2 separate regions of the Mus musculus genome follow, and region 2 is linked to region 1. The links are chromatin loops, found by intact Hi-C in ENCODE. Cell type or tissue: left cerebral cortex. All regions are shown on one strand. Links, peaks and the distances in the headings refer to the core of each region. The heading gives the core; the rest is flanking DNA. Region 1 overlaps Nosip (nitric oxide synthase interacting protein). Region 2 holds the start of Kash5 (KASH domain containing 5).

What was found. Peaks named below come from ENCODE experiments on the same cell type or tissue, not always from the same donor. Only the 100,000 strongest peaks of a DNase experiment are listed, where the experiment ranks them.
Region 2: it touches region 1 in a loop (3-fold over the local background); 11 of 42 quality-filtered maps call a loop at or near these places.

What each region holds. Positions count from the first base shown.
Region 1 is chr7:45,072,605-45,088,517 of GRCm38, reverse strand. It overlaps Nosip (nitric oxide synthase interacting protein), which reads right to left. Exons shown (of 9, transcript NM_025533.3): 2 at 14,954-15,028; 3 at 14,431-14,536; 4 at 13,831-13,912; 5 at 12,290-12,449; 6 at 12,090-12,208; 7 at 11,779-11,966; 8 at 11,589-11,697; 9 at 10,015-11,206. The coding sequence starts at 15,023. The coding sequence ends at 11,135. It overlaps Rcn3 (reticulocalbin 3, EF-hand calcium binding domain), which reads left to right. Exons shown (of 7, transcript NM_026555.2): 3 at 1-20; 4 at 1,681-1,853; 5 at 3,554-3,614; 6 at 4,753-4,952; 7 at 5,155-5,604. The coding sequence ends at 5,262. Among named protein-coding and RNA genes, the nearest start is that of Rcn3, 12 kb to the left of the region's middle. In left cerebral cortex, for the core only: CTCF peaks have their summits at 5,712 (motif pointing right), 6,770 (motif pointing left), 8,490 (motif pointing left) and 9,814 (motif pointing left); DNase peaks (open chromatin) are centred at 5,335, 5,991, 8,489 and 9,785; H3K27ac peaks cover 1,709 bases.
Region 2 is chr7:45,189,237-45,205,149 of GRCm38, reverse strand. Kash5 (KASH domain containing 5) reads left to right here and starts at 258. Exons shown (of 20, transcript NM_201374.2): 1 at 258-558; 2 at 4,765-4,905; 3 at 8,539-8,643; 4 at 8,996-9,182; 5 at 9,557-9,621; 6 at 10,734-10,800; 7 at 11,029-11,190; 8 at 11,574-11,691; 9 at 11,924-11,974; 10 at 15,123-15,200; 11 at 15,457-15,513; 12 at 15,750-15,809. The coding sequence starts at 447. Gm31097 (a long non-coding RNA gene) reads right to left here. Exons shown (of 4, transcript XR_391430.3): 2 at 15,220-15,422; 3 at 14,222-14,294; 4 at 13,860-14,147. In left cerebral cortex, for the core only: a CTCF peak has its summit at 6,491 (motif pointing right); DNase peaks (open chromatin) are centred at 6,007, 6,520, 7,359 and 7,931; H3K27ac peaks cover 3,332 bases.

The sequences.
Region 1 (15,913 bases), core at 3,766-11,765:
CTATGGCCATTATGAGCCCGGTATGCCCACCTCGCCTTTGCCCTTTGACCTCGCTTTTAGGATCTTATCCCTGATACCTTCCCTCCATTTCAAATGTCATTTGCTCTTCCTTCTGAAATCCAATCTATGTGACAAGTTGACTGGAGACTTCACATTCGTGGCAGGAATACTTAATGTTTAACCCTGTTATCCAGACCCATATGTGGCACTGGTGTCTTAGCTAGGGTTAATATTGCTATGATGAGACACTGTGACCAAAAGCAAGTGGGAGAGGAAAGGGTTTGCTTGGCTTACGCTTCTACGTCTGCGGTCCATCACTGAAGAATTCCCTATAGCACTGGTTCCCCACCAGTGGGTCACAACCCCTTTGTGAGATACTGTGTCAGAGATACTGTGTTTCAGATAGTTACACTACAAGTCATAACAGTAGCAAAGTTATAGTTATGAAGTAGCAACACAATAATTTTATGGGGGTCACCAGAACTTACTGGGCTGTATTAGAGGGTAGCAGCATTAGGAAAGAGACCATAACAGCCTTACCTATGGCCCAGTCTTAGGGAAGCGTCCTCTCAGTTGGGGTTCCCTCCTCTCAGATGACCCTGACCTCTGTCAAGTTGACATAAAATTAGCCAGCACACCTGGTTAGCAGTCTTCCTCAGTCTCAGCACTTGAGAGGTGGAGGCAGGGGGATAGCCCAGAGCTCAAGGATAGGCATAGCACAGGTGACTCTGTCCATCCTCCAGGGACCTTAGGAGACAGACATCTACCTCATTATTAGTCTCTCCCACCTTCAGTGTTGTGTTGATAGGGTTTCTACCCCAAAACTTTCTTCTGTGGAGTCCAGATCTCCTCAGTTCCTCAGTTCTCTGCACTTTACATATGCTGTTCCTCCTCCGGAGAAAAGCCCTTCCCTGCTGTCTGTCATGGAGTCAGAGCCAGTCACTTACTGTATCAGAAAAGAGCTTCGGGGCTAACCAGGCCAGTGTCCACTCCCAGTCAATGTCATTGTACATTCAGAAGAGTGGACAAATGGAAAAGGCCATGATCTGGCTTTGTGTGAGGATCAAGTGGAACATTGTAGGTGACAGGACAGAAAGCAGACTGGGGAGTGGGGATGGTGCAGCTCCCCTTTAATCTCAGCACGTGGAGGGAGAGGCAGGCAGGTCTCAGTGAACTAACGGGCTACCCAGTGAGCTCCATGTTAGTCTGGGCTACATAGTGAAACCCCATCATAAAAACAAAAGATTGTAGATGAAGACTATTGAGGACATTCTCAGGGCTGCGGAGTTAGTCTGTGACGCCACTGACTGTGTCATAGCCGATACAGGAAACTGAGTATATTACACATGAAAATTATTATTCTACATCTCTAGGGACTGAACCCAGAGATAGGAAAGGCTGAGCCACACCCCAGCCCCTCACTGGGGGATTCTAGGCAGGGGCTCCCTGCTGGGCTGACAGTCTTGCTTAGTTACCCAGGCTGACCTTGAACTTGCAATTCCCTTGCTTCAGTCTTTTAAGTATCGTGAATGACAGACCTGCCCACACACCCATGATGTGGCTGACACATGTCCCTTCTTACACTCTGTGGCAGTCCTTCCACTAGCTGGGTCCTTCTGTTTCCTAAGTCCCAGATCTCGCCTCTGTGACCACACATTCACCCACATCTGCCCTCCCCAGGAGAGGAGTTTCATGATGTGGAGGATGCCGAGACCTACAAGAAGATGCTGGCTCGGGATGAGCGGCGATTCCGGGTAGCCGACCAAGATGGCGACTCCATGGCTACTCGGGAAGAGCTGACGGCCTTTCTGCATCCGGAGGAGTTCCCTCACATGCGGGACATCGTGGTAGCAGTGAGTAACATTGTGCAGAACATGTTTCCCAAACCTGTCCTGGGTCCCAGCATCCTTCACAAGGATTCCGGGCCCCCACCATGTCTAGTCCCCATCCAGTGCCTGGCACCTCTTTATCAGACCTTCCTGTGTTCCATTAGGTGTCCAATCTCCAGCCTGTCCCCAGGCAACCATATCCTAAGAAGAGACTCATGTGAACACCAATTGTGTCCAGGCCCAGGAGAACACAGTTTATTTGAAATGCACATGTAACACGCTGTGATCTAATCATATCTCAGATACCAGACATGGAATGTACTTACTGGAAAGATGGCTGGGCGTGCAGGTGCTGTAGAGGCCACAAGAGGGCGCTGAACCACCTGGACCTGGAGCTACAGGTGGTCATGAGCTGCCCACTGGGTGCTGGGAACTGCACTCAGGCCCTCTGTGAGATAGCACATACTCTTCACCGCTGGGCCATGGCTCCACTTCTGGTTGCTATTTGTTCCTTGAAACTGGGTATTGACCAGGATGTGGGGCTTGCTGGTCAGATTAGCCTGGCTGACCAGCTCTCCCAAGGCATCCTCCTGTCTCTGCCTCCCCGGCTCTGGGATTATAAGTGTGTCCCACTAGCCCATCTTATGCAGGTGTTGAGTAATGCAATTCAGGTCTTCATGCCTATGTGGTAGCTACAGGGATCTTGTATGTTTGCTTTGTCTCTTGGGGTCCACTGCTAATCGTGATGAGCATTGAGCTCTTGAACTTGAGGAAGTGGAGTCTGTCTGTTTGTCTGTCTGTCTATCTATCTATCTATCTATCTATCTATCTATCTATCCATCTATCTGGGTTTCTGAGGCAGGGTTTCTCTGTGTAGCCCTGGCTGTCCTGGAAGTCACTTTGTAGATCGGGCAGACCTTGAACTCACAGAGTTTGCTGATCTTGCTAGCACTGGAACTAAAGGTGTGCACCACCACTGCCCAGGCAGAAACCATTTTTTAAAAAGACTTATTTATTATTATATCTAAGTACATTGTAGCTGTCTTCAGATGCAACAGAAGAGGGCATCAGATCTCATTACAGATGGTTGTGAGCCACCATGTGGTTGCTGGGATTTGAACTCAGGACCTTCGGAAGTGCAGTTGGTGCTCTTAACCACTGAGCCATCTCTCCAGCCCCAGAAACCATTTTTTTTAAATTAGGACAGATAGCATGAAGAGTAGCCGTGTTGGTGTATGTGCCAAAAAATGGTCCATGTGCCAGAGAGATGGCTTAAGAGCACTTGCTGTTCTGGCAAAAGTTGGGGTTCTCTTCTCAGCCCCAGAATAACTCCAGTTCTGCAGGGTCTGACGGCCTTATTTGCCTTGGAGGGACTGCATGCATGTGGTACACAGCATGCAAGCAAAATATCCATATACATAAAAATACATCATCCATGAGCCTGGCAGTGGTGGCAGATGCCTTTAATCCCAGCACTCGGGAGCAGGCAGGTCTGTGAGTTCAAAGCCAGCCTTGAGTTATATTCCCACCAGGACTACACAGTGAGAGCCTATCTCATAAAACCAGACAAAGCTGGGCAGGATTGGACATGGGGGTTCCTGGCTGCCTTCCACTGGACACAAGTACATCCCATCCCAGTAACATCCCAAGGCCCCGCCTCTCCTCCCCGTGGGCAGTGCTCAGCTGTAGGTACACTGACCCTTCACTCCAATGCCTCTCCCCAGGAGACCCTGGAGGACCTTGACAAGAACAAAGATGGCTACGTGCAGGTGGAAGAGTATATCGGTGAGCAAAGCCTGTTCCCACCTGAGGCCTGCCATCTCCTGGCACCAAGGAGAGCAGAGGTCCTCACCCTTCAAGCTGCATGGATAAAGCCCCACTGTGTGCAGAATCTACTGCATGCCGAGCCCAGGGAGCATCCATTAGGAACTTACTGCAGAAAGCACCAGAGAGAGAGGACCCTTTGGGGATAGCCTGGGGCTCACAATAGCTCAGGGGCTTTGCTGGTTGAACCAGACTCAAGATTTGTCTTGTTTCCATAACAGTGTCTCTCTCCAGTTGACCTGTTTAGGGCCATTTGAAGTGTTTCCGCCTGGCCAGCCAGCCCTGTGCTAGGCCTCGGGCTGTTTGACTCAGGGAGGTGCTAATGAGGATAAAATATGATTTTGCTGGCTTAAAAAAAAATTTTTTTTTGAGCTAAGTCTTCAGTAACTCAGGCTGGCCTTGAACTTGCTATGAAGTGAAGGACACCTTCAATTCCTGATCCCCATACTTCCACCTCCACAGAGCTGGGTCCATGGCACTGCAGCCTTGCCCTGCTTAGACAGTGCTGGGACAGAACCCGGGGCTTTGTTTTAAACAGGGACTCCACCAACCTCGCTACGTCTTTAGCCCCGACTCATGGGATTTTTTGAGTTTGAAAGGTTTATATATGAAGTATTCCATGCAACCAATATGCAAGGATTTATAAGAAATGAGTGCCTTATTTTTCCCCCGGGTTTTCTTTCTAAATCTTTTGTTTGTTTGCTTGTTTTTGTTTTTTTCCGAGACAGTGTTTCTCTGTGTAGTCCTGGCTGTCCTGGAACTCACTCTGTAGACCAGGCTGGCCTCGAATTCAGAAATCCACCTGCCTCTGCCTCCCAAGTGCTGGGATTATAGGTGTGAGCCACCAAGCCCGGCTCCTCTAAGTCTTTTTAAATAACATGTTTTATCCCTGAAACAAATTTGACAGATGTAGGATGAATGACCAAGGGGTCTGGTGGCCCGTGTGTGGGTGTGTGTGTGCAGATGGGATGGAGAGGGAAGAGTGCGGAGGGAGGCGTGTGGGTACCGCGAGGATGGCTTTTGGGATGCAGGACTAAGGTCTCCCAGGCTCCCGGGCCTGCCCTAGCCCTCATCTCCCCCACCCCCACATCCCCTTCAGCGGACCTGTACTCCGAGGAGCCTGGGGAGGAGGAACCTGCCTGGGTGCAGACAGAGCGGCAGCAGTTCCGAGAGTTCCGGGATCTGAACAAGGACGGGCGACTGGATGGCAGTGAAGTCGGTTACTGGGTGCTGCCTCCATCCCAGGACCAGCCCCTGGTGGAGGCCAACCACCTGCTGCATGAGAGCGACACGGACAAGGTGAGCCTGGGCTACTACTGCCTGCACGCAGGTGGGTCCGGAAACAGAGAGAGAAACGGAAAGAGACCTAGAGACAGATCCGGAGAAACAGATGGGGGCCGAGGCCTAGAGGAGAGAAGCCAGGCAGAGGAGGGGCCCTAGGGACAGCCTGGTGGGGATGTCCCCCGTGGGCCCTGCCTCCTGCTGACCACTCTGCCCACAGGATGGCCGGCTGAGCAAAGCTGAGATCTTGAGCAACTGGAACATGTTTGTGGGCAGCCAGGCCACCAACTACGGTGAGGACCTGACAAGGCACCATGATGAGCTCTGATCCCCATGTCTCTCAGACTTCCGACCACATGACCACATGGGGGACAACCGCGGGGCCACTGCAGCCAGCCCCGCCCCCAGGACACAGACTCAGCTCTGGTGTTCCTGGTTCTTGGGCCCTCAGTCACCTTCTCTCCCTGAGACCCCTGTCACCAACCCTGGGACCCCCCAACCTGCCCAGGATACTCAGGCACTCAAAGATAAGTGACACCCACTGATAGCATCCCAGCACTGACGCGGGGCCACATCCTGACCTAACCGCAATTTGAACTCTGAATGTCAACAGCACAAGCTAACCTGTCCTGCCTAGGAGCAATAAAAGCTGTTGCTGGGGTCCCCTGCTCTGTCTGTCTGTCTGTCTGTCTATCTGTGGGTGGGGGGAAGGATACTGTGAGGAGATGGAGGAGCATGCTGGCGCTGAGTGCGGAGGGCCTCAAGAGGGCGTAGTCCAGCGGTGATGTCCCCTCCACAGGGTCACATACATTACGATTCATAACAGCAAAATCACCGTTAGGCAATAGCAACAAAAATGATTTTATGGTTGGTGGAGATCCGTCAAAACAAGAGGAACTGTGTTAAAGGTTGAGGAGCACTGCTCTCGGGCATCTGGGCATGCGAGATGGGTGTTAGTGGACGTTTGAGGGCGTTCCCAGAGGCCGAGAATAAAGCCAGCAGCCTGGGGGCCGCAGGAAAGCCAGGCAGGAAATGCAGCCCGCCCCTAAGTGCTCCAGGGTGGGGAAGCACAAAACCACAGCTGGAGAAACAACCACAGCTCTCAGTGAAACACCCCGCGGTGAGGGTTCTGAAAATGGAATAGCCAGGAATGAGGAGGGAAAGCGCCTCTGTGTCAGCTGCATTGAGCCACACGGAGAGTGATATACACCCGTAATACAGCAACGCGAGGGCAGAGTCTAGCGCAGGAGGACGTCCGGGTGTTCATGTCTGGCCTGTTTGGTTTTGTTTGTTTGTTTAAAAAAAAAGGTTGGAGGGAAAAGGGGGGAAATAAAATGTAATTATATTTTAATTTAAAAGCGGAAGGGGTGCAAAAAAATAAAAAAGCCAGGCGATGGCACACACTTTTAGTCCTAACATTTGGGAGACAGAGACAGACAGATCTCTGAATTTGAGGCCAGCCTAGTCTACAAAGCCAGTTCTAGGATAGCCAGGACTGTCACACAGAGAAACTGTGTCATGAAAAACAATCAACCGGGCAGCGGTTGTGCACGCCTTTAATCCCAGCATTTAGGAGGCAGAGGCAGGCAGATTTCTGAGTTCAAGGCCAGCCTGGTCTACAGAGTGAGTTCCAGGACAGCCAGGACTGCACAGAGAAAACCCTGTCTCGGGAAAAAAAATAAAAGAAAAAAAGAAAGGAATTGGAAGGGAGAGAGAGAGAGAGAGAGCAAGCTTAGCGGTTAAGAGCACTGACTGCTCTTCCAAAGGTCCTGAGTTCAAACCCCAGCAACCACATGGTGGCTCACAACCATCCTAACAAGACCTGACGCCCTCTTCTGGTGTGTCTGAAGACAGCTACAGTGTACTTACATATAATAAATAAATCTAAAAAAAAAAAAGAAAAAGAAAAAGTCATAAAAAAAGAGAGAAAGAAAGAAAAGTGTATGTGCATGTGTGTGCATGCATGTGTATGCATGTGCATGCGTGTGTATGTGTGTGTGTGTCCTGCAGATGGATCCTAGTGTTGGGACCCCAGCACCCATGCCAGGCAGTTCACGTGTGCCTGGGACTCCATCCCAGAGCAATCTCATGAATTTTCTGGCCTCTCAGGGCACTCGTTTACACACTCACACAAATAAAATAAGCAGTGGGGTGTGGGTGCTGGCTGCATAGCTCAGCAAGTGTCCTGGGGATTAAACACTGTGAGAAAAAGGAACCTGAGGAAAAAAAGGCTTATTTCAGACCACTGCTCATCATTCCGGGAAGTTGGGGCGGGAGCTGATGCAGAAGCCTTGGAGGATACTGGCTGACTGGCTTGTGCCCCAGGCCTTGCTCAGCCTGCTTTCTTACAGCACCCAGAAGAACCTGGTCAGGGTGGCCCCGCCCATAATGGGCTGACCCTTCCTACACCAATCATCATTCAGGAAAAACTCCACAGACTTGTCTACATGCCAACGTTATGGAGGCCTTTTCTCAACTAAAATCTTTCTGCCTGGGGCTGGAGAGATGGCTCAGCAGTTAAAAGCACCGACTGCTCTTCTAGAGGTCCTGAGTTCCCAGCAACACATGGTGGCTCACAACCATCTGTAATGGGATCTGATGCCCTCTTCTGGGATGCAGGCATGCATGCAGGCAGAACATTGTATACGTGATAAACAAATCTAAAAAAAGGATTCTTCCTTCCTGGGGCTGGAGAGATGGCTCAGGGGTTAAGGGCATTAGCTGTTCTTCCAAAGGCTCTGCACCCAGACAGCAGCTCATAACGGTCTATGCAACTTTATTTCCAGGGGATCACACAGACACACACACACACACACACTCAGACAACACAACCAATGTATATAATAAACGAACAAGCAAATAAAAGACTCTTCCTAAATAAACAAATAATAAAAGGTTCTTTCTTCCCAGACGACCCAGCACATGGGTAAAGGTGTTTACTAGTAAGCCTGATTGCCTGGAAGATTGGACACAGAACTTTTTTTTTTGTTGTTTTTTTTTTTTTTTTGAGACCGGTCTGTGCAGCCTTGGCTAACGTGGAAGTCATTTTGTACATCAGGCTGGCCTCGAACTCAGACATCAATCTTCTCCTGACTCTTGAGTGCTGAGATTAAAGGTGTGCACCACCATGCCCAGTTGGAACCCCAGAATTTTTTTGTTTTGTTTTGTTTTTTCTAGACAGGGTTTCTCTGTGTAGCCCTGGCTGTCCTGGAACTCACTCTGAAGACCAGGCTGGCCTCGAACTCAGAAATCCCCTGCCTCTGTCTCCCAAGTGCTGGGATTAAAGGCGTAACCAACCACGCCCGGCTACCCCAGAATTTTTTAATGAGGTCCATGCCAGGCCAGTGCCTTCCTAAACATTCCAGACTGCATAACATCTACAGTGCTCATCTTCAGAAAAAGTGGTGACATCGCAAGGGCTTTGACATACAGCTCAGAAGAAGAGACTTCAAAGTCCCCAAGTGCCGGTGGAAATGTCATCCAATTTAGCCCAGTCTGTGTATTCCGGAGCAGACACAATTACTTACCAAGGCATGGAATGGCGCGCGTGCCCTCTGCTGGCGAGTTCTGGGACTACCGGCTGGGAAATCACTGGCTCTTACAGGGGCTTGCGTGATGCTTCCCTGGGGGGTTCAGTATCTCAAGGCAGTTTATCTTGTTTGTTTGTTTGGGGTTTTTTTTGAGACAGGGTTTCTCTGTATATTCCTGTAGACCAGGCTGGCCTCGAACTCAGAAATCCATCTGCCTCTGCCTCGTGAGTGCTGGGATTAAAGGCGTGCACCACCACACCCCGCATCTTGTTTATTTTTATTGAATTTTTTTTGTGTGTGTGCGGGTCAGACGATGTGTTGTGATGGTGTTTTCTTCCCACCATGTGGATTTTAAGGATTTAGGAGTTTTATTCTTGTCAACTTTAAAAGTTAGCAAACCAAGTAATGGGTCTTAAAGCATTGGGTCAGGGTTACCAGAGTTAGGACCCAGGCTCTGAGCTCTACCCTCTAACAACACTCCAGTTTCTTACTGTGGCATCCCAGGCATGTCCCACTGAGCCACACTCCCTCTCAGGCTGACAGTAGTCGAACCTGAGTCTGTTTTATTCTTCAGGAGAAAATTGTTTTTTTGTTTTGTTTTGTTTTGTTTTGTTTTGTTTTGAGACAGGGTTTCTCTATGTAGCCCTGGCTGCCCTGAACTCACTCTATAGACCAGGATGGCCTCGAACTTAGAAACCTGCCTGCCTCTGCCTCCTGAGTGCTGGGATTAAAGGCGTGCGCCACCACACCCCACTCCTTGCTGAGTTCCTTGGATTGAACCCCTAAACAGCAAATATAATTCAACTGGGTTCAGCTGGACTTTAATCAATATAGTTGGGGTACCTCCCTAGCTTTCTTCTCGGAACTCCTGTCATCCCTCTCCCTTCCTCATCTGCTGGTGGATGGCAGGTGTGTACCGCCAGCCCTGGCTGGGCTCTGCACTGGCATTTGGTAGTCATGGCTTGACCCTGTCCTGGGCTAAAAGCACACACCATTTAAAAGCAACTTGGCATTTTCTAAATGTTGGGTCTCCAAATTTTCTGATGTTTTCTTCTTTCTGGTTACTTTACGTACTTGGGTAACATCTGTATTTGGTGTGTCCCTGTGTGTGACACCCACAGGCCAGAGCTGGGTGTCTTCACCCACTGCTTACATTACGTAGGGAGAGGAGGTCTCTCACTGAACCTGGAATGGGATGGTGTGGATCATCAGCAAACCCCAGGGACCCTCGTCTCTGATGCTAGCATTACAGGGATCTGAACTCACACCTTCCAGTCTGTGGACTCTCAGCCCCAGCCTGTTTAAATTCTAAGCCTCTCATCGGCAGTGACGTTCTGCCCTCTAGTGGCCGCAGGTGGACATCTGATTTACTGGCCAAGAGGCCCTTCCAAATCTTTGAAAGGTTGTGTCCTTGACAGTATCTTATCAAAATTATACACAAAGCAGCAAACTACGCACACAGGAAAGACCCAGGTGCCCCCACACACTCCGGTAATGTGCGACAAGGGCAGTGAAAGCAGGGGGTCAGTGTTACAGGCGCACACCACTATGCCTGGAATATACGTTTTGTTTAAATATTAGCAACAGACTTACAGGATGTAAAATTATAAATACACAAGTTGCCACACATTGAACACATCTTCTCATCACTGCATGGCCAGTGTTTTGGTTTTTTCCATCAAGAATTTGCCCAACAGCCGGGCGTGGTAGCGCACGCCTTTAATCCCAGCAGAGTCAGGTGGATTTCTGAGTTCGAGGCCAGCCTGGTCTACAAAGTGAGTTCCAGGACAGCCAGGGCTACACAGAGAAACCCTGTCTCGAAAAATAAAACAACAAAGAATTTGGCCAGATTTAAGGACTCAAATGTATATAATTGTTTCTCTTATTCTGAGGCAGTCTTATACAGCACAAAGTAGCCTCAATTTTGCAGCAGTTCTCTTCTGTGATGGGATGGAAACACGGGGTGAAGATGGCTCAGTGGTTTAGAGTGCTTGCTGCTCTTGGCAGAGGACCCAAGCCTGGCCCCCAGCATCTAGACTAGGCTACTCAAGGCTGCCTGACCCCAGAGCCAGGGGTCTGACAGGTTAGTACGGCCTATGCAGGCATTGGACTCATGTGCACAAACCCCTCCCTTAGATATACATTAAGGAACTCAACACTTGCTTAGTGTGTGCATTTGCCAGTACAAAGAGAAAAGAAAGCTATTTTTACTTGGAGGCAGGGATGAGGGTGGTCTGCGTCTCTTTGAGCAAGTTTAAGGGGGCTGGGGAAGGGAAGTTGGCTCTTGAGAGATATTCTCAGGTGTTCAGGGAAAGAAGAGGAGGAGGGTACGTGCATGTGAAGCAGTGTGCAGTGTGTAATGGGTCTGTAGGGATCGCTGGGGGAGGGGCACTTGGTGGGGGCAGGTCCATGTCTAGGGGTCTCGGGAGGTAGCTGGCCTGGGAGTGCTATCACGAGACTTGCACTTCTTGTTCAGGGCACCCTCTTCCAAGTCCTGCCTGAGGCTGGAGGAGACCCACAGGTTCACGCCGGGGTTTCTGCCTGGTCCTAAGTGACTGAGTAAATCCCAGGAGCCCAGGCCCACACCGCAGGCCCACTCCTTCTGTCGCCGGGCCTACAATGAGGCGCCAGGCATCCAGATGTTCACATCCACGTTTATTAGGCCACGGCTCAGGCCTGCATCACTGGCCGAGACATTTCTGCCTGTAGCTTCACTCCGGAGCCCGCAAAGCCGGTGCCGCCCTAGAGAGGAGAGAAAAGAACAAGCTGGAGGTGCCTCACAGGCTGGGCTCCCAGCAGCAGTGGGGGTTCTGTTGGGGGGGGGGGGGGCAGAGAAATAAGTCCCAGGGCAGGAAATGGAGGGCATTCAGAACATCGAAGAGTCTGGACAGTGGGAGTGTCTTTGACAAAGGGGAGGAGCCCAAGGGCGGAGGAGGATGGGGCATTAGAAAGAAAACAGTGCCATAGAAGAGCCAACAGTGTATAGGGAGGAAAAACGTGAGGGGTGGGCAAAAGGGGGCCGGGTGGAAGACAGGTGGGTATGACACCAGGGGACAGTTTGCAGTGCAGGCTAGGATGGGGTGCGGGCTGCGGTGAGGGCTGCGGTGAGCGAATGGCAACTCACCCGCTGCAGCACGATGATGTCGCGCTCTGTCAGCGTGTCCCCATTCACGGGGTCCACCATGTCCTTCCGGATCAGTTTCTCAACACACTCCAGGGTGACCACAGCCCCACTACAGTGGAAGACAGTGCCAAAAGTCAGCCCCGTGGAATCTCGGACCCTCGAGCCTCTTCTCCCCACACCCCGCACTCACGAGGGACGCAGCACTGCGCACGGCGTGGCATTGCTCAGACTGTCTCGGGTCACTGCGCAAACGTAGCGCTCACTGCGTGTGATGAGTCCCACGCGGTCCACAGAGTCGTCCAGCTGCGTGAAGCGCACTGACGTCAGGTCCGACATGCGCAGTGGCTTCCCGGACATCGGGCAGGTCACCGTGCGGGACTACAGGTAGAGGCAGGGTCAATAGGGGAGAGGGAGAGGGTCCGCCATGTGGGCGGTGGAAGGGGCATGAGGGGCGGGGAGAACGGACTGCAGCAGCAGGAATCCTGGACATTGGGCCCTCACCGGCTTTTCCAGCTTGGTGGCCTTTGCCTCGGGCGTTAGTGAGGGAATCCAGAAGCTGGGCAGTGCTTTGTCCTTGTCCTTGCCTACGGGACCCACACTGGGCCCTGGCTGTTCACCCTCTGTGGAAGGGAGAAGCTGGGGTACACACTTCAGGAAGCCACCCCCTAAAGACCCGACCAAGGGCAGGTATTTCTTGTCACCTGTGTTGGGCAAGGTGGCAGCCTTGGGCATGAAGGGGTTGAGGGGCCGGCTCACGATGGCCGCCTCCTTCTCTAGGAAGCCTCTAACTTGGTCCTGGGCTGCAGCTCGCTGCAGCTCTTTCTGCTCTTCTCTCCTCGCTCCTCGCTGCTTCTCATAGGCCTGGGGGAAGAGGGACCTGGGTTAGCAGTACCAGGGCCCACCCTGGTGTCTACCCCACCCCACCAGTGTGGGGACAGAGCCCTGGGCAGCTCTGGCATAACTGGCAACAGTTGTTGACACTTTCGTGTTCTTTTGCTAAGGTGGCCCTGGCATTTGCGTCCGTGGCTTCCTACTCAATATGGAACCCAGTCCTCCTCCTGGGAGGGCCTCCTCGGTCTGAAACTCACTGTGCAGCCAAGAGTGACCCTGAACTTCCGACCTTCCACCAGGCAAGCCATGCATCCCCATTCCTGGTTATCCGTGCTGGGGTTGGGACCTAGGGCTTCATGCTATTAACCAAGCTCTCCCCAGCCACAAGGCCAAGTTTCTAAAGTGCTTAGACTCTGATGACCACATGGCTAGCCAGCGAACCCCTGTCCTGCCACAGTGGGTGGGGGTGGGGGTGTTGACTCAGAAGTCTATAAATAGTACGGTGTGCTGGGCTCCCTGTGACCAGAACAGTAAGGCATGCGCCCATTGCCCACTCCTGCCTGGCACCCAGCAGGTGTCAAGTAGTCAGCTCTGGAGACTCCCTGGGTCACCCAGCTGAGGTGGTGACATTAACAATGCCTGAGGCCATGAAGGCCTCCAATGAGGGAACCAAGGTCAGGGAGAGTCTAGCTAGCCCTGGTGTGTGGGAGACACAGAGTCTGTGGAGCAAGTACTGAGCATGCATGAGCCGAGGCGACAGCAGGATGGCTGCAGGTGCTTGGCCTGTGAAGCCCGGGTGCCATGCCTGGTCCAAAACAAGGGCCTGCCAGTGTGTCTCTCCCCACAGAATGAAGGACACCCAGCGTGCCTGCTGGGCACTTAGATTATCTATTTGTGTCTTGCACTTGCTCTGTGCACCCTCTAGCTTCACCCTGGTGGCCATTGTACAGCGTAAGACCAAGCACAGGACACACTGTATCCATTTACATCTCAAGCCCCTGCTAAGTGCCTGGAGCTGAGAGCATGGGAAGCTGCTCCTGTGGGCCGTGGGCTGCGCGCCTGCGGTCCAGTGTGGACTCAGCAGTGAGTACGAGGGCACCAGGGGGTCCGGGGGTCCAGGTGGGGTTAGCAGGTGCACCCCAGAGGGCCTGGCCCGCAGGAGGTCTATGCGGATGCTGTCTGGGCTGAGATCTGAGTGGAGAGAAGCGGGAGGTAGATGGCATTCCAGGCAGACGCCACCATTGCAGAAACTGCCCTGCCAGGCTAGGAAGATGGCTCAGCGGTTAAGTCCACTGACTGCTCTTCCAGAGGTCCTGAGTTCAAATCCCAGCAACCACATGGTGGCTCGCAACCATCTGTAACGGGATCCGATGCCCTCTCCTGGTGTCTTCCTCCCCTCAGCCTCCATCACCTTCACCTGCCGGGCGATCTCTCTCTTCTGGTGCAGGATGTACTCCAGGATCGCTTCCCTCTCATACAGGTAGCCGTCTGGCCTGCAGAGGGAGGGGATGAGGGACGCACTGGCGTGGGCTCAGCCGCAGGGTCGGGTCCCCCTCCACATGGGGTACCACCAAGCATATTCAGGTGAGCATCTCTATTCACTCCCTGCCCTGGATACCACTAAGTACCTTTAGGCAACGTCTTCACAGCACTCCTTTCAGTCCTCTCTTTAGAGAGACAATGTACTGGAGCTCAGGCTAGCTTCAAACTACTATGTAGCTGGGGCTTGCCTTGAAGGCCTCGTCTTCCTGTCTGCATTGCCTGAGTGCTGGGATAACAGGTGTGCATCACACCCGGCTTTCTGTGGTGCTGGGATGGACCAGAGGTTCCTGCATGCGAGGCACGCACTGTACCCCGAGTCAGCCTCAGCCACTAGACTAGCAGTGCACTCGCTCGCCCAACTGCACCTGTGGTGGAGGTGAGCTGCCTGCCTCTGGTGAGGGCTCTGAGGCTCTGAGAGGTCTGCTAAACCCACACACACCAGCTGCCCCTTTGCCCCTCCCCTGCTTACGTGACCACAGGGTCATGGCAGGGCTGCAGAGAGAGACAGCAGCAGTCAAAGTCTTTCACAGCGTCCCGGCTCAGTCGAATGTTCTGGGTCCCATAGCCCGAGGCCGCTGGGGACAGAACAAGGTGGGAATGAAGACATGGGTGGGGACATGCCCTCCACCAAATGTCGCAGAGAAGTGTGTAGGTTTGGTGGAGTCTGAGAGAGTCCACAATGGCTAGGTCAGCTTTTTTCCCCAGAAGCGGGGTGAAGAGGCTCAGGGCTCCCTCCCTCTCCCGGGGTGGGGACCACCACTGTGGCTCTCGGCCTTCCTTTCGGCAGAGCTGGCCAGGAATGGTTAAGAGGAAGGGGAGCAGACGTGGGATGGTATGTTGGATGGGCCACACTGTCTATGGCCACCATCATTAGTATAGATGGGAAAGAGACAGGCCACTCAGGGGCAGAACAGGACAACAGGGCAGAATTAGAAAGCCACACCTCACAAAGGGTGAAACTGAAGGTGACAGTGATGTCCCTAGGATGGTACCTGTGTCCTTCTTCTTCTCGTGGTAGGTGTAGACGGCCCCTGCAGTGCAGTTCTTGCCATGCCGCGTCATCCTGTCTAAGGGGGGAAGTGTCAGGGTGACCCCAGGGCACTCACACAGGACATGAACAGCCTCCTGGGCTTGTGGTCAGTAGCCTGCTCCTGAAGCCTGTTCAGGTCGCCGAAAACACAGCCCTAAACCACAGCAGTCCGTGGGTCTCAGCAGGGAGGACAGAACACCAGGCAGTGCCCAGCCACTTCCTTTTGCCTTTGAGACAGAGTCTCACCATGTAGCCCTGGCTGGCCTCAAACTCTACCTCTGCCCCCTAAGAGCTGGTTTAAAGGCCTGAACCACTTTAAAAACAAAAACAAAAAAAAAAAACTCTGTCTTCCTCTATTGCCCAGGCTGATCTTGGATTCCAGGCAAACCTCCTGCCTCAGCCTCTTCAATGCTGGGAAGACAGGCTGTGCCACCACGTCTGTGCTAGGCAAGTGTGTGCATGCGGAACTGCATCCCCAGCCTTCCCTATGTTTCTCATCTCTCCTTTCAGTTACTAAGCCATTGGGGGTCAGGGGAGGCAGGAGAAGAGTTCAAGGGAGGGGGTAGGGAGATGACTCAGGGGTTAAGAGCACCAGCTGTTTTTCCAGAGAACCTGGGTTTAATTCCCAGCACCCACATGGTGGCTCACACCCAGTTCCAGGGCTTCTGGTGCCCTCACCCAGACACACATGCAGGCAAAACACCAGTGCACATAAAATAAACAAATAATTACTTGGGGGGGGGCAGAGGGAGGGAGGGAGGGAGAGAGAGGGAGAGAGGAGAGTTAATTCAAGGTGAATTTGAACTACTTTGAATCTACAAAGTGAGTTGGAGGTCAGCCTGGGCCACATGAGACTTTGCTCAGCAAACAAAAGAAGTTACTGGGGTTGGGGATTTAGCTCAGTGGTAGAGTGCGTGCCTAG
Region 2 (15,913 bases), core at 2,678-10,677, 120 kb before region 1:
ATTAAAGGCGTGCACCACCACGCCCGGCTGTTGGACCCTTAATAATAAAAAAGTTCGAATAGTCCACAGGCATGGACTGAGGCAGGGTGATTGCTTCAAGTCCGAAGCCATCCTGGGCTACATAGCTAAGCAGTAAGTAGAAACTATAATAGTTTGGGAAAACAGCTTGGGTACCTATTAATGCGGGGGGCGGGGGGGGGGGAGGGAATGGAGCGGAAGTGAGGCTGGACCAGACTGCGCATCATTGTGACAGTGGCGGGCGAGCCAGACCCAAAAGAAAGAACTTGGTTCAAAGACTGACAAGAAGAAAAGGATGAACAGGGAGTCCTTCGGTTGAACTCTCTCCTGCTTGGCCCTATTTTGTCAAGCAGAAGGAAAGGATTTTTGTACCGCAGAAGAAAGCTGCCGATAATATCGCGCCATCACCGCTAGCCCCACTAGTGCGCATGCACTCGATCCTCAGGTCCAGCCTATCCTCCCGAGAAGCTCTACGCATGCGCCAGCTCAAGGGTCTTCGTAAGGAGAGACCCGGGCGCCATCCACTCGGAGTGCGCTTGCGTGAGTACAAGAGCCTGAGAGGGCGGGACTTGCAGGAGGCCGGCTCATTTGCATTTCTGGCGGGAAAAGGCGCGTGTGAACACGCCTCTTCCGTGACATTCGCAACCGCCGTTCGTCGCTGGTGTCCCTCAACTGAGTCCCGACTCCAGGTACGCCCTGCCTGTGGCGACTTTCATGGCAGGTTCCCCGGTAACATCACCTGCCAGCTCCTTCAAAAACGCCCCAAGTTTTGAGACAAGGTTTCTCTGTGTAGCCCTGGCTGACCTGGAACTCACTCTGTAGACCAGGCTGGCCTCGAACTCCGAAATCCTCCTGCCTCTGCCTCCCGAGCGCTGGGATTAAAGGCGTGCGCCACCGTGACCGGCTTCCTCAGGAAAATTCTAGTGGCAACTTCGGCAATCCTGTCAGACTCTTGAAACTTCCGGTTGCTTTTTGTTGCTTGTTTTCTATTTTTGTTTGAGACAGACCCTCCAAGTGCTGCCCAGGCTGGCCACGACCTCATGATCCTCATTCCCCAGTTTTAGGATTACAGCTCTCCCAGATGTGCCCAACTGCAATCTTCTAGAACTTTTGAAACCTAACACTTAATCTATTTTGTTTTTGTGGGTAGGGTAGGTGTTTTTGTTTTGAGACAGGGTTTCTTTGTGTAGCATTGACTGTCCTGGAACTCTCTCTGTAGACCAGGCTGGCCTGTGTGCTTCTGGTTCCCACGTGCTGGGATTAAAGGTGTGCACCACCACTGCCTGGCTTTTGTTTGGGTGTTTTTGGTTTTTGTTGTTGTTGGGGTTTTTTGTTTGTTTGTTTGTTTTTGAGTATTTTGCCGGCATGTTTGTATGTGTGTCAGGTATGTGCCTGTGGAGACCAGGTGGTTTTGTATCCCTCTGAACTAAAATTGCAGATGAGGAGGAGTTCACATGTGTGTAGTGGGATTCCAACCCATATCTATCTGGAAGAGTAAACTGTTAGTCCTCTTAACGACTAAGCTACCCTCCAGGGACTCTCTAGGGCTTCAGTAAATTGCCCAGACTCTACTCAAAACCTTGGATCCTGCTGCCTCAGCCTCCTGAGTGCTGGTATCACAGGTGTAGCCCACCACGCCAGCCGCTAGGATCTTCTAGATATCCCATCAGAGTCTCCCTCAAAAACCTGTCAGAGACTTTTCCTCTGAAATCTTGGTGGAGATTTGGTGTTCAAGTCCTATCTGATACTTTAGAAATCTGTAGTTGCCCTACAAGTTCCGCCGGGGACTCTGAAATCTAGTGACACCCCAGAAATGCAGCCCTTGAATTCTAGTCCAGGGATCCCCTCCAGACTTCCTCCATGTTTAAAACCCACAAGACACTCACTGGCCACCTGATATCCCTTGTTCCTCAAGATTTTGTCCGAGTTTCCCCTTGAAAGAGTCTCAGAAAGCCTCTTCTTTCCCTGGTGCCTTCTAAAAGCCTCTGAGATGGACAGCAGGAGGATCCCCACTAGCTGAAGACCAGCCTGCTTTACACAGCTTCAGAAGGCCCACTACAGCTAAAGCTACATAATATATATTTACTAAGTCCCTGTCTCCAAAAGCCAGATAATAATGTCTCCAGAAAACATTCGGCTGCCGGAATACAGGCAAGGCAGAGTGATGGCTGCATTCCCTGAGGAAAGGGAGAGAGGCTGCTTCTCTCCCCTTCGGTGACAAAGATATAGGCTGGATCACTCCAGATTCAAAATAGATTAAGGCGGGCTTACGAGGAGGCATCAACCTCCACCCACCTCACACGTGGAGATCAGTGAAGTCACACATCCAGGCTAAGCTTAGCAAAGGTGTTTTATAAAGCTTAGACGGGGAGTGATAACGTGCCAGCTAGGGGCTGGGATTATGTCCTTACATGGTCAAAAGCTGAGACCCCGGGGGCGGGGGGGGGGGGGGTTGGCACTTATGGGTGGATAGCTGGAAAGTGGAGAGGAGAGGTGTTAGCCCCAAGTTTTGTCCTTGTGGGCAGAGTTGAGGGGAGAAGAGCAAAGGAGGTTTCTTAGCTTTTGCAGGGGATGAGCAGGGGTTCCAAACAAACAAAGGGGAGCCAAGCAGGAGGAAACCCAGGCTCTCTCTACCCTTGGCCCCAGTCCCTAGAGGGACTACTGACAGTGCCTCCTTTTCTCCTGAAAGTGACTGGCCAGTCGGGCGTGGTGGCCAGCACTAGGGAGGCAGAGGCAGGCAGATTGGATTTCTGAGTTCGAGGCCAGCCTGGTCTACAAAGTGAGTTCCAGGACAGCCAGGGCTATACAGAGAAACCCTGTCTCAGGGAAGAAAAAAAAAAGTGACTGGCCAGGCTGTAATAGAGGCAGGACAGCACTGTCAGGGTGCAGAGGAGGGAGTCCCTGTGACCACAGAAGCCTGTGAGAGTCAAGCCCACTCATAAATATAGGCCTTGGGAGTGTCTGTAAAGATGTCTCAGTGGTAAAGAGCACTGAGTTCAATTCCCAGCAACCACATGGTGGCTCACAACCATCTGTAATGGGATCTGATGCCTTCTTCTGTCATGCAGGCATGCATGCAAATAGAGCACTCATATAAATAAATAAACAAACAAACAAATAAATAAATTTTATTTTTAAAAAGGGGGAGCAGCATGGAGATGGCTGGTGGAGGAGAAAAACAACAGAGTTGATTTTCAACAGAGAAGAGCCTAGAGAGAAGGCCCGGTGGTTAAGAGAACTTGCTGTGTGTCAGCGTGAGGGCACATGCCTTTAGTCCCAGCACCCTGAAGCAGGTGGATCTCTTGAGTTCAAGGCTGGTATTCCTGGCAAGTGTTAGGCCAGCCAGATCTCCAGAGAGAGACTCTTTGTTTGGAAAAGAAAAGAATAAGAAGCCACTGAGACACTTACTACTTTTGCAAATGACCAAGTTTTGATTCTCAGATGGCACATGCCAGCTCACAACCTTCTCTCTCCAGTTCCAGGTGCTCTGATGCCCTCTTCTGACCTCCACCACATCACAAAACACATTTAAAAAAAAAAAAAAAAAAGGGTGAGAAGCAGGCCTGGTGATGGCCATGCACATTCTTTTTTTGTTTGTTTGTTTTGTTTTTTGGGGTTGTTTTGTTTTGTTTTGTTTTGTTTTGTTTTTTCGAGACAGGGTTTCTCTGTGTAGCCCTGGCTGTCCTGGAACTCACTCTGTAGACCAGGCTGGCCTCGAACTCAGAAATCCGCCTGCCTCTGCCTCCTGAGTGCTGGGATTAAAGGCGTGCACTACCACCGCCCGGCGGCCATGCACATTCTTGCCAAGGCAAAGAGATCACAAATTCAAGGCCAGCCTGGCCATCTTAGGGTGGCTTTGTTTCCAAATACAAAGAGAGCCAGAGTGTGTAGCTTAACAGTAGAACACAGGTATTAATCATTAGTAAGCAGCTGCCCTGGGATTTGATAGTAGAGCACTTGCCTAGAATCTACCAGTGAAAGATTGAAGGTGACTCAGTGATAAAAGTGACTGGAAGTAGGGAAGAGCACTAGGAGGCCAGCAGTCTACAGAGGACCCCATGGTCTGCCTACAGGCAGGGAGGGAGCCTGCTGGGCTGTAGTCAGCTCCAGATAGAGTGAAATGTTCCAGAGAACAAGAGGCAGGAAGGCAAGAGTCCCAAGCAGAGACATAGTAGGAGCAGCAGGCCACTTTACCAAATGGCATGCAGGTTAGATGACTGCTAGACGATATAGCATGATTTGGGGAGAGAAAGCTGCTGGCCCAGGCCACACTGTGCCTCTGTTGCTAGACCCAAGCAGGCTCGGACTCAAAGAAGCCACAGCCACACAGGTCAAATCTGCAGCCTGTGGGAATGGACTGGAACCTGGCAGGAAGCTAGGACATGGGCCACAGAGAACAAGGTGAGCCCGAGGTCGGACTGTGAAGAGACCCAGAAGAGAGCAAGATGGAATCTCTAGGACAGGAATGGTGACTTGTTGGGTTATGGGGAAGAGAGGTGGCCTCAAGCCCTAGGGGCAACAGTTGACCCCACCCTCTTGCCTCCCCCTTTGATCTTGCTGCTGCCTGCTCTCTTCAGTCCTCAGGTTGCCATCCCACACCTCAAAGCCATAAAAACAGGTTGGAGTTGGGATGGGGATGGCAAACAGGTTCTGAGAACCCTGAGGGCCTCGGGCAGTGATGGAGCAGTTTAGTCAGCCGAGAGTGTGGCCAGTCTGAGGAAGCCATCACTCTGCTTGTCCTTGTAGGAGCTATCTGGACATCCTTTCTTTTCCCCAACCCTCCTCACAGTGGAGGGAAGCTGAGAGCTTCGACAGCAGCTGTAGAGGAGCATCAGGAGTGGTCCATGGACCTGCCGGAGGGCCAGGCTGGTGGTCCAACTGCACAGAGTAAGTATCTGCCTGCAGGAGGAAGAGGGAGCTGCGGGTCAGGCTGGGAGCAGGAGAGATGCTAGGGTGGGCAGAGGCAAAGGATGCTAGGATAAGTGTCAATTGTGTGCCTGTCACATGTCTGCCCTATCTCCTCTCTGGAGGGCTATTGAGGACAGAAGGCTCCACACACTATAACACCCACACTTCGCACCTCTTACTTTGGGTAAAACAGGTACCCTGTCACCTCTATCCCTCCTACTGCACTTGCCTTCCCAACACTGGTGTCTGTCTAGCACCTGCTTAGTCTAAGACTCTCCCCGGAGCATGGCTGTACAGACCCTGCTCCACTCGTGTGTGTGTGTGTGTGTGTGTGTGTGTGTGTGTGTGTGTGTGTTTGTGTGTGTGTGTGCGCGCACGCACGCACCCACACAGTGCAGAAGAGCAGAAGATGGAATCCAAGGTTTTATGTGTGCTAGGCAACCAGTCACTTCTGAGTTGTGATCCCATCTCCCAGTGTTGTTTTTGTTTTATGAGACAGGATCTGGATTTGAACTCTCACTGATCCTAGCTCAGCCTCTCAAGTGCTGAGATGACATTCGTGTACCACCATGCTCAGCTCTCATATTTAATTTTTAATTTTTTAAAAGAGAAAAGCTGGGTGGCGGTGGTGGTACGCACCTTTAATCCCAGCACTCAAGGAGGCAGAGGCAGGCAGATCTCTGGGTTTGAGGCCAGGCTGGTCTATAAAGCCTGGTCTATAATTCTAGGACAGCCAGGGCTACATAGAGAAACCCTATCTTGAGAGAGAGAGAGAAAGAATGCATAGCTGGCAGAGGGGTCACACCTATAGAACTGAAGGGTCTGAGAAAATAAGAAAGTTGGAGGCCAAGTCAAGCAGGTGGTGTAAATGGTATGTTAACTGATTTTATGTAACTTGGTTCATATACCGACTGTTTGCTGTGTTAAGCCTCATGGAAACATGCCAAGTTATTCCTGTGTTCACAGACATCCTTGAGAACTAGGATGTGCCTTACACTAACAGAACGCTCCGTTCCAGCTTGGCCTGCTTACGTGCAGGAGAAGAAGCACGTGCAGTGGGCCTCTGCACACTGGTGCTGCTGCCCCAGATCAATGCCTGTTTTGCTGTGGGCAGATGCAGACAAGTGGGCGTGGGAGCCAGCGCGCATCAGCTTTCGGAGGAAGGTGCTGGCTCACTGACTCCTGTGGGCCAGCCTCTATCTCTATGTCCCTAACTCCTGTTTTCTTCCCCGCCGATCTGTCTCTGCCCTATCTCAGCAACTCTTTTCCCCAAGAATCACCCTCCTGGTTTCTCTGTCTCCATCTCCTGAGGCTGTGCTAACAGGGAGGCCAGCCTGATGGGGTAGGAAGCTCCAGCGTCTATATAGGCAGTTCCGACTAATGCAGGAACACCTGTCTTTTAGGCTCCTGGGAGTCGACAAGTACGCCTGCAGCTTTGCTCAAGGCTGAGATCTGCACCCCAACCTCAGGGGTAGCCTCTGCAAATAGGAGGGGTTTACAGGCAAGACACCAGCATGCTAATAAGGCTGGCTAGCTTGGGAGATGACTGGCATCTAAACCTTGCCTGCACCAGCAGAGGGCGAGCAGCCACCAGGAATTAGGACCATGGCCAGGTCAGCTTCTGAGATTGCAGACTGAAAAGGAAGAACACACCCACAGGGGAAAGCCGAGGCTGAAAGACAGGGATGGCAAAGAAGAGAGAAGGCGCTTGGGACAGAGTATCAAGATTAAGATAGAGTACAGGGTGGGGGGAGAAAAGGGACTGAAGGACACAGGACAGAGGCTGAACATGTGAGAGAGGTTGGGGAAAAATGAGAACAATGGTCCAGAAAGAGCAGGGTGGTGGTCATGCACGCCTTTAACCACAGCACATAGAGGCAGAGGCAGGTGAATCTCTAAATTCAAGGCCAGCCTGGTCTACGGGGTGAGTTCCAGGACAGCCAGGATGCCAGGACTACACGGAGAAACCCTGTCTTGAAAATCCCCCCCCCCAAAAAAAAAAAAAAAAAGGAGAGAGAGAAAGGGGGGGGGGGACGGAACAGTGTCTTCCTTCAGGACCTCAGGAAGGGACTATGCACCATTGGCCTTTCTGGGCCACAGCACAGAGTCCTCCTCTGTAACACGGGACGGTGGAGAGCAGTAGGCCAGCTGAAGTCTTCTACCTCCCCAAACTAACCTGCCCTACTGCCCTCCCATGGGAGCCAGAAGAGTCCAGGTCAAACTGGGGTACAGCATCCTGGAAGTGTCAGGGTGAGAGAAGAGACTCTGTGCTGGAAGGTGCCTGTGACCGCTTGTGCTGCCCGTCTGCCTCAGACTCCTCGTGTAGGGATAGGAGCTGCTGCGGTGCTGACGCTCCATGAGTGCCTGTAGTTACAGACCACGCAGAGGCCCACCCACATGCATCCATTTCTTCCCCAAAAGGGAGGGGGGCTTTCTCAGAGGATACTGCTGACACTCAGAGGGGGTGGGGGGCAGGACAGGGGTCTCTAGTGCCAGCTCAGACTCTAACCCTGCAGCCATGTGCAATGGGCACTCATCTCAGCAGGCCAGGCTGTCAGAGGTATGAAAGCCACCTCCAGCTTGGAGAAGCTCTGTTTATTGAGTGCCTGCTGTATTCATGTGATGTGAATATAGCTAGCTGCAGGCCAACAGACCCTGGAAAACAGGAACATAGGCAGGCACACAGTGGGTCTGAGCCAGGTGAGAGCTGCCCTACCAATACACACAGGCCACACACACATATGAACACACACATGTAAACACATAAACACTCCACATTTGCATAGACACATGTGCACATACATTGACACACATGCATACACATATTGCACATACACACCCAAACATCACACACTCACTCCGACACTCACACCCACACACACATGCCTGCACTCACATCTTTACATATGCAGAAGGAACAACCCTCTCACCCTCCTGAGGGGGGTTTTACTGACACAGAAACAGACCTCCCAAAGAAGAGGCTTGCCACAGACATGCTGCAGAGCTGCTGAGTCAGGGGAGTCTGGCAGGAAACTCAGCTCCTAACCAGTCCCCTGCCACCCCCTGCTTCCACAGCCCCATCCCTCCTCTTTATCTTGGTGTTGGCCCTGAGTCCTCCAGCTCTGATGACGCCATGCTGAGGATGTGGAGAGGAGAGACTTGGTCCCTGGGGCAACTGGGAGAAGGGCTGCAGCGGGTGGGATCGATGGAGGCTGCCCACGCCTTATTGGATTGTTCCTGGCTCCTCGGCCACCTTCATCCTGCCTCCCCCTTGCTTTCCTCAAGCCTGGTCCCCCCTGCCCATAGCCCGGGAGACTGGAGGAGGGCAGGGCTGAGGGTCATCTCAGAGCTCATTAATGGCTTCCAGAGTCCATTGGCTAACCAAGCCTTAGGCAGACAGTAGGGGCATCTCCTAGCCTAAGAGATGGGACTGCTTGAGAGCAGTGACTCAAAATCCTCCCTGTTGCCACCTCCCTGGAAGCCTCCCGCTGTCCTTTACCAGTCCCCACCACAGAGCTTTCAATGAAAGTCCCCCAGACTCAGCAGAGCCCAGGCATTAGGATCATGCTCCTGGTGTCTCCGCATTGAGAGGGGACCCCCTTTTCTCTACAGTGTACCTCTGGGAACAGCCCGAGGAAGCGAGTTCAAGGCCACTGCTCAGCCTAGAGGAACAGATCCTTAACTCCACATTTGAAGCCTGTGACCCTCACAAGACAGGTGGGGGCTGGGGATCCACAGGAAGGGCTGGACCCGGGCTGCCCTGCTTAGGGGTCCTTCAGGAGTAGGGTAAGGGCATGGATCAGGGGATGAGTAGCGGGGCTTGGGCCCCAGGTACATAGTTAGCCTCTGGCCTGGTTACAGCAGTGGCTGCTGCCCTGGCTCATGCTCTTTGGTCCACTCTGAGATGGACTGGAAAACTTAACTCAGGAGAGGGACTTGCCCCAGGTGGCTCTGCATGCTGTAGGGCAGGCGTGTCATCAACCTGCTGATGACAGACACTGTTCTTAAACCGTGGCCTGTCCCACTGGCCATTGCCCAGTCCAGGTCTCCCTACCATGCTCTGTCCCAGGCACTGTGACTGTGGCCCACCTCCTGGCCTACCTGGAGGCTGTGACAGGACAGGGACCTCAGGATGTGCGCCTCCAAACACTGGCCCGGAGCTTGGACCCTTATGGAGAGGGTGCTGGAGCCACTGTGGAACTGGACACCTTTCTGGTGGTCATGCGGGACTGGATTGCTGCCTGTCAGCTGCAGGGGTGAGTCCCTACACCAGCAGCCTCCTACCTAGGAAGACTTTCCTCACGTCTGCTCTGCAGTCAATACTAGTTAGGCCCAGGAACCCCGTGTGGTTGGCTTGGGACTAAGGAGAGGCATCTAAAAGGACACGGAGGGGTGAAGGGGTCTGAGAACCAGCTGCCTTGGGTGATGGTGCAGGGGTCCAAGTAGAAGGAGCAGGGCGACCATAGGAAGGGCTGCCCTTCACAGCCCAGGCCCTGCCATCTGGCTTCACCCTTACCCATAGAGCCTCTCTCCCTACAGCCCTCCTCTCCTCCATCACCCCACACCTCTGTAGGCACAGGTCATGGCTGTGGTGACCACAGGGGACCTGAGCCTCTTGCCTTTGATACAGGGGATTAGAGCGGGCAGAGGAGACCGCCTACGAGGGAGCCCTGGCTTCTCCACACCTGCCATCTGGTGAGACTATTTATAGAAGGCGCTGGGTGGCAGGGGTCAGCGGGGGTTAGCAGGGACTTCTCATCTACTCGCTCCACACAGCAAGGGCTAAAGAGATCTGGGGCCTTTGCTCAGCCTGCAGCTGTGGTGGCTTTCTGGTGCCTTTGGGACAGTCCCACTCTGGACTTCAGGCTCAGGTTTTCCAACCCTTCCTCCCATCTCCAGCCCTAATGTAGAGCCTGAGGGGACTGCAGCCTCCACGGTATCTAGCTGAGGCCTGGGGCACCCACACTATGAAATCTTCACTTGGCACAGGGCAGTCTTGGCTCCCCATCCTGCCCCACCACACACACCTCGTACACCTGCTTCCCTTCCCTTGAGAGCAGACATCTGTCCCAGCTGTATCCCAGCCCTATACTGGGGTGCTGAGTGCAGGAACTCACACCTCAGAGGTGTATGGCTAAAACGTGGCTTTACAGAACCCAGACTGTAGCTCTCTTGGCATTCTTTTTTTGTTTGTTGGTTGGTTTGGTTTCAGAGGGTTGTTTGTTTGTTTGTATTTGTTTTGTTATTGTTTCTTTGAGACAGGGTCTCTCTCTATAACTCTGGCTTTCCTGGAACTTACTATGTAAACTAGGGCTAGCCTTGAACTCACAGAGATCACCCTGCCTCTGCCTCACTACTGCTGGGATTAAAGACTTGCAAGACTTGAATCTTGAGGCTTCTGTTTTGGGGGGCAGGGAGGGCTGTGAGCAGCAGAGGGGTAGGTCACGTAGACAAGTCGGAGGGTGAGGCTGGAGAGTGCCCAGGGAGAGACTAAGGGAGTGGTAGAGCAGAGAGTCCAACAGATGGCAGGCTGCTAGTGCGGAGGCCTGAGGAGGGAAGCTGGGGCCAGGAGAGGAGTGGCTTGGGAAGTGGAGGTATCTATCTAGCCCTCCTGACTGGCTCAGAGACCTGGCTGAGCTCCAGGCCAGTGTGCGCAAGCAGCCTATAGAATAAGAGTAATTCAGCCCAGGGAACCCCAGAGCTACACATTAAGAAACTGGGAGGCCAGAATCCTGGGACAGTCCCAGGGTCCTTGGACACCCCAACATTTAATTTACCAGAAACTCCAACCTCCTGTCTCTTTCCAGTGTGCCCAGAAGCTGAGGAGTCAGCCAACTTAGAGAGCTTTGGAGGAGAAGACCCCAGGCCCGAGGGGTGCCTGTCCTCCCCTCCCCCACTGCAACCCCACTCCATTTTCTCCAGTCTCTCTGGGGTGCGGGAGTGGGGAGACTGATGTCTCGGCCTAGGAGAGCCTTGGGCTTTCCTTCTGATCTTCCTCAGAGGAGTATTTTCTGACTGCCAGCACCTGCCCCACCTAAGGAAGCTATGGGAGAGGGAGGGGGAGCAGGAGCAGGTTGGTCACCAGACCCTTGCTGTCCTCAGGCCTGCCACAGCTGAGCTGCTGAGCAACCTGGAGGACCTAGAGCTAAGCAACCGGCGTCTTGCTGGTGAGAATGCCAAGCTACAACGCAGTGTGGAGACTGCGGAGGAGGGCTCTGCACGCCTAGGGGAGGAGATCACAGCCCTGCGCAAGCAGCTGCGAAGGTTAGGGTTAGGGTACCCGTGCCTTCCTCGGTGACCCTACCCTGGGCTGTGTGGGAGCCTGGGATCTAGGTACTGCTGGCACTCTACCGCCCAGCCTTGTCTTCCATCTGCCTCTGTGTGGGGCTTATCTCCTAGCCTTTGGCTTCAGTCTTGACTGCCTCATTCCAGTTTTGCCCTCTTTCCCACCCCGTACCCCTTTCTTCCTTTGCTGTATGGCCCATGTTCCCTTCCTGAGTGAACACTGTCTCCACCCCACATTACACCCCAGTCCCTTCTGTGCCCCTTGGCCTACCTCGTGTCTGCTCCCAGGCTCCCTCTGTCTGTCTGGCATATTTTGCTCTGCTTCTCTGCCTGTCTCCCCTCACGTCTGTGCCACCTCTCAGTACCCAGCAGGCCCTGCAGGTGGCCAAGGCTTTGGATGAGGAGCTAGAGGACCTGAAGACTCTGGCCAAGAGCCTAGAGGAGCAGAATCGCAGTCTGATGGCCCAGGCCCGGCACACAGTGAGTGCTGGCAGGGAAAAGGACAGGGGAAGGGGCAGAGGTTAGCTGAGTTCCAGGTCCTGCTCACCCCACACTCCCCCAGATGGCAGGAGTCGTGCCCCCACCCCCACCCCGCCACAGCCCACCCCCACAGCCCAGCTCTTCAGTAATACAGGCTCTGACTGCATTCCTGGGTCAAGGAGGCACTGGCACTGGGACCAGAACTGATTCTGTTCTCTCTGGGGTGGGCCAGGAGAAGGAGCAGCAGCACCTGGCGGCTGAGGTAGAGACGCTACAGGAGGAGGTGAGCCGAGGCCCACCCACCTTCAAGGGTTCCTACCCCTATCCGGCAGACCCAGCATCCCACATGCTGTGATAGTCCCTGGGGGGCATTCATGGGGAGGCCCTGGCCAGTTCTTCTTATGTCTGCATCATGGTGCCCTCACCATCAGGGGAGCAAGCCAGTCAGTGGTCTCACCTCATGTGAGGCTTAAACTAGAAAATGCTTAGAAAGTTCCTAACTCAAGGTAGGATATATAGGGTGTGCACAGTAAAATCCAACAAGCTGGTATAGTGTTCCGTGCCTGCCATCCCAGCACTCAGGAGTTTGAAGCAGAAGGATTTTGAATTCAAGACTAGCCTCAGCTATGTAACTAGACTGTCTGAAAAAAAAAATGTCACATGCCTTCGTTTTTATCAGTGTGTTGGTGGTGAGTTTGATCTCTGGCAATGCAAATGAAACTGCAAAAACTTATAAAACATTGTTTTAAGCATAGGCATTGAGTCACCCTAGGAGCACGATAGGCCACTTCCAAGGATGCTGCTCTTTCTTTCATTTCTGAGGGGTTTTGTTTTTTGTTTTTTGTTTTTTTTGTTTTTGTTTTTGTTTTTTGAGACGGGGTTTCTCTGTGTAGTCCTGGAACTTACTCTGTAGACCAGGCTGGCCTCGAACTCAGAAATCCACCTGCCTCTGCCTCCCAAGTGCTGGGATTAAAGGCGTGCGCCACCACACCCGGGTCCAGCTTTTTTTTTCCTGCTTGTAGCCTCATAGTCACAGATGGTTTAAGGCAGGGTGCATGCACCCACAGACACACACACACACTCACACACTCACATACTCCTGCCCCTCTGTGTGTTGTTTCAACAGCCAACTCACCATATCGTTGGCTGGGGAGGATCCCTTAGCCACAGCTGCAAGGGAGCCTGGGAGGACGAGGAAGCAGCCAGATAGGAGGGGTTGGGACAGCTGTTTCTATAGCAGACAGGTTTTCTTGTCACTGCCCCCAGGGCATGTCATGCAGGCGGCAGGAGTCAGCTGTGTGAACTGGCCACCTGCACCCCTGCCTCCTACACCAGGCCCTGTGCCCTGCAGAGGGACTTCTAGGCATGCAAGTTCAAGCAGAGCTAGAGCTATTCTCAGCCCCTTGCTGACCCACTGCAGCTGCCCACTGAAATCTAGAGATTGAGATCTCAGGTTACACCGCATGGCCTGCTGGAGTAACAGGATACTCGGTCTCCCAAAGTCTGGCTGCTGGCTGAATCCCAAGGATCTACAGCCGGTGCTTCTGCAGGAGGCTGCACGGTGCTGAGATGGCTTTTGGGTCCCACCAGGTGGACAGGTGTTGACACAGCACTCCCAGCTGTCCTTCCTCTGCCCTTCACCCAGCAGCCCGAGCTGCTGAGATGAATGACGCACTGGTGACCGGGAGCAGGGATGGGGCTAGATACCAAAGAGCTACTGGCCTCGTCTCCTGGGCTCTGGAGGAGGATGTGGCTTGCTAGACTTCAGGTGCCTGGAACCTTGGACTTGGAATTGTCATATTCATTTGTTTGTTTGTTTGCTCATTTGTTTGTTTAAGACAGGTCTTCTCTGTGTAACCCTGGCTGTCCTGGAACTTGCTCTATAGATCAGGCTGGCCTCGAACTCAGAGGTTTGCCTGCCTCTGCCTTCTGAGTGCTGGCATTAAAGGCATGTGCCACCACTGCCCAGCTTTGTTTTTGTTTTTTAAGATGAGGTCTTGTTATATAGCCCAGGCTGGCCTGGTATTAAAAGTTATCCTCCTACATCAGCTTGCCTGGTGCTGAGATGACAGCTGCATTTCCTCACACCCAGCTTCGGTCACACTGGAGAGCTGTTGTGGATGCCTTTTCCTGACCTCAGTGTCTCCCCTGGGGAGGCTCAGCCCAGGCACCACCTCCTAACCAAGCCCTGTGGCTGTTCTACCACCCAGCTTGAGTCTCTCAGTGAGCCTTGGGCTTAGTGTAATCTGTGTCTTCCTTGTTCCACTTCTGGTCCCTGTGCACCTTGTGCATACAACACCACCACTTCTCACGAGGCTTTTGTCACCCAGAGTTTTATCTGCGCCCCCCCAGAGGCTGAGTGTTAGAGGTGGGACTGGGCATCACACAGATGGGGCAGCCTTGCCAAGTCTCGTAGCCTCTGTTCAGTTCCTCCTGTAGAGCTGAAGGGAAGGATGCTATTAATGGCTATATAGCCACACACTTACAGAGCCAATGTAATATGGACAGTGCCAGCCCTGGATCTACCCACCTGCTTGCAGGTGACTGTGAAGTCACTACAGGGGTCCACATCTGGGGGCATATGTCTGCCACAGGCCAACACCCTAGGTGGAATACAAGAAGACGGGGTGATTTTGTTGCCAACTCTGGAATTACATTTTACTAAAGGAAATAAGTTGTCATAAGTAGGTAAACACTGGGGTTGCTCCAGGCAAAATGGGAGATTTGCTTTAATAAAATGACTGAGTTAGACAAGAAAGCAAAAGAAATAAAGAAAAGGAGGAACCAAAGTCTAGTTATTACAGTGGGCATGAGGGTGAGGTATGATGGCTCATACCTGCCTTCCTGCTAAAGCGGGAGGATTACAAATTCAAAGCCAGCCCAAGCTATATATTGAGACTGTGTGTGTGTGTGTGTGTGTGCATGTGCGTGCGCGCACTTGCAAGTATTCTGGGCTCACTATACTTTAGTTTCGTATGTTAGGAAGCATGAGTTTCTTTAATTATCTATAACTGTTCATCTCTAACATTTATATCTGGTGCATGCCAGGCGCATGCTGACTCAACTCTAATGTCTGTAATCATTCACGTTCACTGGCCTGTGCTAGCATGAGTAAGAGCTGTGTGACATGAGACAAATTACTCAGCCCCTCTGTTCCTGAGTTGCCTTTATCTCATTAAAACTGGGAAAAGAAATGGAGTCATACATGCAAAGTACTTAGATGTACTCATTCACTCATTTAGCTCCCAGGGACCTCATACAATCTAGGTATCACCTCATTGGTGGGGAAACCACCTATGGAGAAAGGGCAGACAAGGTCCCTCCCTTCAGGGTGATGGAAGAAAGGGGCTGCCTGGAGAGCAGCCATGGCAGTGAATGGCAGCTGTCCACCTCACACTCCTGGTTGGTGAGCATGGCTGTCCTCCCTGCAGAATGAGAAGCTGCTAGCTGAGAGAGATGGAGTGAAAAGGCGGAGTGAGGAGTTGGCCACAGAGAAGGACGCTTTGAAGGTGCGGAACGTGTACTCACCTCCCTGTACCCGAGTCAGCGCTGGAGTTGCTGAGAACAGGCTCTTGCGTCAGAATCCACATGCCACATCCTAGGCAGTCAGCTGGAGTCCCCCTCAGAGCAGCTGACACCCACGGGTGTCACTGGCAGCTGAGGGAAGACTGGACAGGGACGGTGCAGGGAGGAGGGTGCGCAGTGGGAGGCCGAGGGGAGATGTGGGAGGCCTGTGAAGAGATGGATAGGCTCTTTCCTTGGCAGCGGCAGCTCTGTGAGTGCGAACGACTCATTTGCCAGCGTGAAGCAGTCCTCTCAGAGGTGAGGGACAGGGAGGGGACAGACCTGCCCTTAGCGTGCCTTCATAGCCCCTGCCTTGTGTGGCAGGAGCCCACCCAGGTCTGGGCCCTAGCCAAGCAACCCACACCGGCCCAAGGGATTCTCCCAGGTTACAGTGTGGCCTGCAGGCTGTCCCAGCTCAGCCAGCCCCCCTTCAGCAGCCTCATGTCTTGGGGAACTGAGCCCTGCCTCAGGTAGCTTTGTGTTCCGTACCCCAGCGTACCCGCCATGCAGAGAGTCTGGCCCGGACCTTGGAGGAGTACAGAACTACCACCCAGGTAGTACCTGAGCCCATGGTGCCCCTTCTGCCCGTCTCTATGGGTTCTTTGCAGCTGGCTTTCCTCCCTGCTAAGCACTGCATCTCTCTGCCCCTTCCCTCCTC